Linked DNA regions of Homo sapiens: region 1 is linked to region 2. Evidence: read pairs that join two places in POLR2A ChIA-PET (ENCODE). Cell type or tissue: A673. All regions are shown on one strand. Links, peaks and the distances in the headings refer to the core of each region. The heading gives the core; the rest is flanking DNA.

What was found. Peaks named below come from ENCODE experiments on the same cell type or tissue, not always from the same donor. Only the 100,000 strongest peaks of a DNase experiment are listed, where the experiment ranks them.
Region 1: POLR2A ChIA-PET joins it to region 2 with 8 read pairs; 5 of 35 experiments call an interaction of 5 or more read pairs at or near these places.

Annotation. Positions count from the first base shown.
Region 1 is chr10:35,315,390-35,318,304 of GRCh38, forward strand. It overlaps CCNY-AS1 (CCNY antisense RNA 1), which reads right to left. Exons shown (of 4, transcript NR_186477.1): 4 at 1-1,020. It also overlaps a transcript of CCNY not described here. Among named protein-coding and RNA genes, the nearest start is that of CCNY-AS1, 20 kb to the right of the region's middle. In A673, for the core only: no CTCF peak of the experiment used is centred there; no DNase peak of the experiment used is centred there.
Region 2 is chr10:35,265,755-35,268,669 of GRCh38, forward strand. It overlaps a transcript of CCNY not described here. Among named protein-coding and RNA genes, the nearest start is that of LINC02634, 23 kb to the left of the region's middle. In A673, for the core only: no CTCF peak of the experiment used is centred there; no DNase peak of the experiment used is centred there; H3K27ac peaks cover 1,895 bases.

The DNA of each region.
Region 1 (2,915 bases), core at 256-2,755, 50 kb after region 2:
CACTAAGGATGATGGCCTCCAGCTCCATTCATGTTCCTGCAAAGGAAATAATCTCATTCTTTTTTATGGCTGCATAGTATTCCATGGTGTATATGAACCACATTTTCTTTATCCAGTCTACTGTTGATGAGCATTTAGGTTGATTCCATGTCTTTGTTATTATAAAGAGTGCTGCAATGAACAATCACATGCATGTGTCTTTAAGGCAGAACAATTTATATTCCTTTGGGTATATACCCAGTAATGGGATTGCTGGGTCAAATGATAGTTCTAAGTTCTTTGAGGAATTGCCACAGTGGCTGGACTAACTTACACTGCCACTAGCAGTGTATAAGCATTCCCTTTTCTCTACAAGCTCCCCAGCATCTGTTATTTTTTTGACTTTTTAGTAATAGCCATTTTGACTGGTGTGAGATGGTATCTCACTGTGCCATCTTACCCATTTTTAATTATGTACATTCATAATGTCATGCAACCACCACTGCCATCTGTCTCCGTTACTCTTTTCATCTTGTAAAACTGGAATGCTAAGAACATCTCATTCTAATTTCCACCCAGACCCATTTCTACCTTCTGTCTCTATAATATTGACTACTCTATCCCATATAAGTGTAATTGTCTTTTATTGTGACTGGCATAAGTAACATTTTAAAAATGTATCATATACAGTGCATTTTTTTCTGTTATAAAATCTTCTTTTACAATGTGATTTTTAATGATGCATTAGGATATTCCATTGTGTGGATCCCAGTTGATTTAGTGATGCACTGTTGTGAATACTTTGGCCATACTCTGCCTGCCTAGCAGTGTACTAGAGTAACAGAGCTGGCCAGGGGTAGGAGTCAGAAGCTAGAGATACAGAGCAGGTGTTTAACCTGAGCATATGCCCCAGAAAAGAAACTTCGATAAAATCTTCCCCCATGTTCTCACCTTCTCCTTGATGGCAGAGCTGGGCCATGTGTTCACCACTGCAGTGTGCATTCCATATGGCTCTGTCTCTACCCATATCCATGGTTATTTCTTTTGGATGAATTCACAGAAATGGAAATACAGGATTAACATGTTTATAATATTCTAAAGTTTTTCACAACAAGTGTTGCACAACTGCCATTCAGAAAGTTTGAACCAAATGTAAAAGAATGCTTATTTCCTGGGTGTTGTTGCCAAAATTGGGTGTAATCTCTTTTTTAAAACATGGTTGTGTACTGGAATAATTTTAACTGTTTATGTTTACTGAATTAAATTGTGCTATGGATATCCAGCCAAAAAAAAGTTTCCAAGCCTCTTTTGGATGGTTGTAAAATTGTTTTAGTTTTTTGTTTCTGTTTAAGGCAATAGCCACAGCAATGAAAACTGAAAGCAGAAAGTACCAAAATAGCATATTAAAATCACAACTGAATACTAGAATGTATCAATAAAGCAAGAATTCACTGATTGAGGTATTGGTAGAGAATGTTTTAGATTACAAAGCGTGTAGACCAAGTCTCGCTCTGTTGCCCAGGCTGGAGTGCAGTGGTGCAATCTCGCCTCACTGCAACCTCCACCTCTTGGGTTCAAGTGATTCTCCTGCCTCAGCCTCCCGAGTAGCTGGGATTACAGGTGCCCGCCACCACGCCCGGCTAATTTTTCTATTTTTAGTAGAGATGGGGGTTTCACCATGTTGGCCAGGCTGGTCTCGAATTCCTGACCTCAGATGATCCATCCGCTTCAGTTTCCCAAAGAGCTGGGATTACAGGCGTGAACCATTGTGCAGGGCCCAATTTTTTTTTAAGTTTATTTTTTATAGAGATAGGGTCTCCCTGTGTCACCCAGGCTGGTCTCAAACTCCTGGGCTCAAGTGATCCTCCCACCTTGGTCTTCCAATGTGTTAGGATTACAGGCATGAGCCACTGTACCTGAAACTCAATAAATACTTTCTGATCACACTCTGCACCAGGTCCTATTCCAGGAGTTGAGGGCACAGCAGTGAACAGATCTAAGTGCCTGTCCTCTTGCTGGTGATGTTGTGGCTTTCATGACCAAGACGGCAATACCTACTTTTCTACTCCAGGGTCCTTGCATGACCAAGCAGCACATGTGTTTAATCTGATTTCCTTTGGAACCTGTTGGATTTAAACTTTGACTTATGCCAGGTTTGAGTTAGGACCAGGAAAATTCCAAGCTGGTTTCTGACCTTTGAATCTGGAAGTCTAAGCTACAACTGCATGAAGACTGCACTGTGACCACGTGGCATCTCTGAGCATGGAAGAGAGCACATTTCCTTGAGAGACATTTCATAAATCCTGGCCAGCTGTCACTGCTGTGGAGGAAGCAGCACTGCCCTCCTAAGTGTGTGCGCTCCCAGGGAAAGGGGACGTGGGGAATGGTGATGGTGAGTGAAGACTCACTTTGTCTTCAAATATCGCAGTCAATGGATAGGTGAGCACCGTTTGGAGGAAGCTATTGCTTAATTGGGGCAAAAACCCATCTAGAGAGACTTTCCCTTTGGAGGAGTGATCTACACAACCATTGTTAGTAACACATACATGCAGGGCTAAGTGCTATCTTACATAGTTCCAGCCTGGCGCTGTGGCTCTTGCCTGTAATCCTAGCACTTGGGAGGCTGAGGTGGGAGGACTGCTTGAGGCCAGGAGTTCAAGACCAGCCTGGGCAACATAGGGAGACCTCATTTCTACAAAAAATTTCAAAATTGGCAGAGCGTGGTTGTGTGTGTCTATAGTCCCAGCTACTCAGGAGGCTAAGGTGGGAACATCACTTGAGCCCAGGAGTTCTAGGCTGCAGTGAGCCATGATTGTGCCACTGCACTCCAGCCAAGGTGACAGAGCAGACCCTATTTCTAAATAAATAAATAAATAAATAAATAAATAAGATTAAATAGCTCCATGTTAAGCAGAAGGGCAAGAAAGCAGAGTTGT
Region 2 (2,915 bases), core at 132-2,631:
AATGGCTCTCCAAAGCACATAGCTTCTGAGAGGAGCATAGAAGAAGGTCTAGTGGGTTGGCCAAGGTGGGGCAGATATGAAGCCCACCAGCGTGTCACTGGCATGCTTGCTGCCTCCCACGCTGTCAGAGTCACACCTGCAGGCCACCGGGAGAGGCTGTGGGTCACACAGCAGAAGCCAGCCCCACTCTTTACATTCTACAAGCACAATTATTTGAAAATTTAAAATTCTAAATGACATAAGCCATCCCTGGGTTGTTATGAAGAATAAAAGATGACAGAAAAGAATTTACATGTATCTCCAGGAAACTTCTCTTTTTTTATTTACTATTATTATTTTTTGAGATGGAGTCTTGCTCTGTCCCCCAGGCTGGAGTGCAGTGGTACAATCTCGGCTCACTACAACCTCCACCTCCCAGGTTCAAGCAATTCTCCTGTCTCAGCCTCCCGAGTAGCTGGGATTACAGGCATGCGCTACCATGCCCGGCTAATTTCCTTTTTTTTTTTTTTTTTTTTTTGTATTTTTAGTAGAGATGGGGTTTCACTATGTTGGTCAGGCTGGTCTCAAACTCCTGACCTCAGGTGATCTACCAGCTTTGGCCTCCCAAAGTGCTGGAATTACAGGCGTGAGCCACCACCCCTGGCCCCAGATAACTTCTGAAGTGAGAAATGTAGCATGATTTTTTGATCACTTGGTGGAGGAATTCCATGTAGCAGACTGATTTAAAACATTCTCTCTCTCACGCGTGGACACAGGCACACATTTCTCCTGTTCTATTACTTCCCCATATAGAGGATCCTCCTGTGCTGCAATGAAAATACTTCTCATTAACCATAAACGAACCGAACAGAATGTAACAAGAGCCCTAATGCAATGTCGGTCACAGAGATAGCCCTACAGTGGGTGATGCGGGGGGAATCGTTAGCATCAGGAAGGGTGTCATTAAGCGTTCTTATTTTTTACTTGTATAGATTTAGAAAGTGTTGACCTGATTTGAATGTAATTCATTCCACTTTCTAGGGCTCTCCTTGAAAGATGACCTACTGTCGCCGGGTGCGGTGGCTCACACCTGTAATCCCAGCACTTTGGAAGGCCGAGGCAGGTGGATCTCCTGAGATCAGGAGTTCGAGACCAGCCTGGCCAACACGGTGAAACCCTGTCTCTACTAAAAATACAAACATTAGCTGTGTGGTGGCAGGCACATGTAATCCCAGCTACTCAGGAGGCTGAGGCAGGAGAATCGCTTGTACCTGGGAGGCGGAGGGTGCAGTGAGCTGAGATCGTGCCATTGCACTCCAGCCTGGTGGATAAGAGTGAGACTTCTGTCTCAAAAAAAAAAAAAAAAATGACCTACTGTGGGTAATGAGGGCACATAGAACAGCTCTTTCCATAAGAGAGTCATTCCAGGACGGGTGCAGAGTGGTGCTCCTGTAATCCCTCCGCTTTGGGAGGCTGAGTTGGGGGGATCACTTGAGCCCAGGAGTTTGCGGTTGCAGTGAGCTATCATTGTGCCATCCTACTCCAGCCTGGGCAACAGAGAGAGATCCCATCACTTAGAAAAAAAAAAAAAAAGAGGATAATTCCAGCCTCATCCTCGGGCTTTTGTGGGAAGCTTCTTCCCTGGTGGGCCTCTTTCTTCTCCAATTCTCCTTCCTGTTGACATGCTCAAACACTCTGGGGCTGGCTCATTCTTTTGTTGCCAAATGAGGAACAGGCTAAAGAGCCCAGCGTGGAGCTGTCACCCCGTTCTGCTGGGATACACAGCTGACAGTCCAACATGTCCATGGTGGTGGGCATGGGGGTAGATTTGGTCTGAGTCTGGCAGGAAGCCAGAGGAGAGGTTCTGACAATGATATAGATGTAAAAGGAAGACGATGGGGCCCTGGTTGCTCCCTCTTGTGACAGAAAACACTGCTTCCAAGTATCGATTCCCAGGATGAAAAACCAAAGAAACTAATAAAAAGGACAGTGTGGGCACGAGTGCTGCCCTTTTGTTCCTTACATGTTCCTGCTTGAGTTGTGCAATGTCGGGTAAATAGCTGAGCGGTGGAATAAAGTCACTGATTTACTAAGTTGAAAAAACTGATGGGTTAACCCATAGCTGAAAAAGTAAGAATTATTTTTGAGATGGGGTGTTGTTGATGGCTGATGTGATACTTCAGTTCTTATCTTCTTTTTTCCTTTTTTTTTGAGACAGAGTCTCATGACCAGACTGGAGTGCAGTGATGCAATCTTGGCTGGCTCACTGCAGCCTGCGCCTCCCAGGCTCAAGGGATTCTCCTGCCTCAGCCTCCCAAGTAGCTGGGATTATAAGCATGCGCCACTACACCCGGCTAATTTTGTATTTTTAGGTTGGTCTCGAACTCCTGGCCTCAAGTGATCTGCCTGCCTTGGCCTCCCAAAATGCTGGGATTACAGGCGTGAGCCACTGTGCAGGGCCCCTTGGTTCTTATCTTCTTGGTGTAAAAGAATTTAAATGCCAGGTGCGGTGGCTCACACCTATAATCCCAACACTTTTGGAGGCTGAGGCAGGTGGGTCACTTGAGGTCAGGAGTTCGAGAACAGCCTGGCCAACATGGTGAAACTCTGTCTCTACCAACAACGACAAACAACATTCAATCTTAAGGCTTGAATACAATCTTTGCCTCGTGTCCCACATGGCTGTGGTTGGGTCCCTGAGGCTTCCCTGCCCCCGTGGTTTTGCTGAGCACAGTGTATACCACAGCTCTTACAGGTTTGTGTTGTGTTCCTGGGGCTCTCCCAAGCTGGTATTGTGTGCTGGTGGCCCCACAAGTCTAGGGTCTTGAGGTAGCCCTGTTCCCACAGCTCCACTAAGCATTCTAGCCAGGGCTCTCTGCAGTGACCCCTTCCCTGTGGCAGTCCTTTGCCTGGCCCCAAGGCTCTCTGAGGCATCC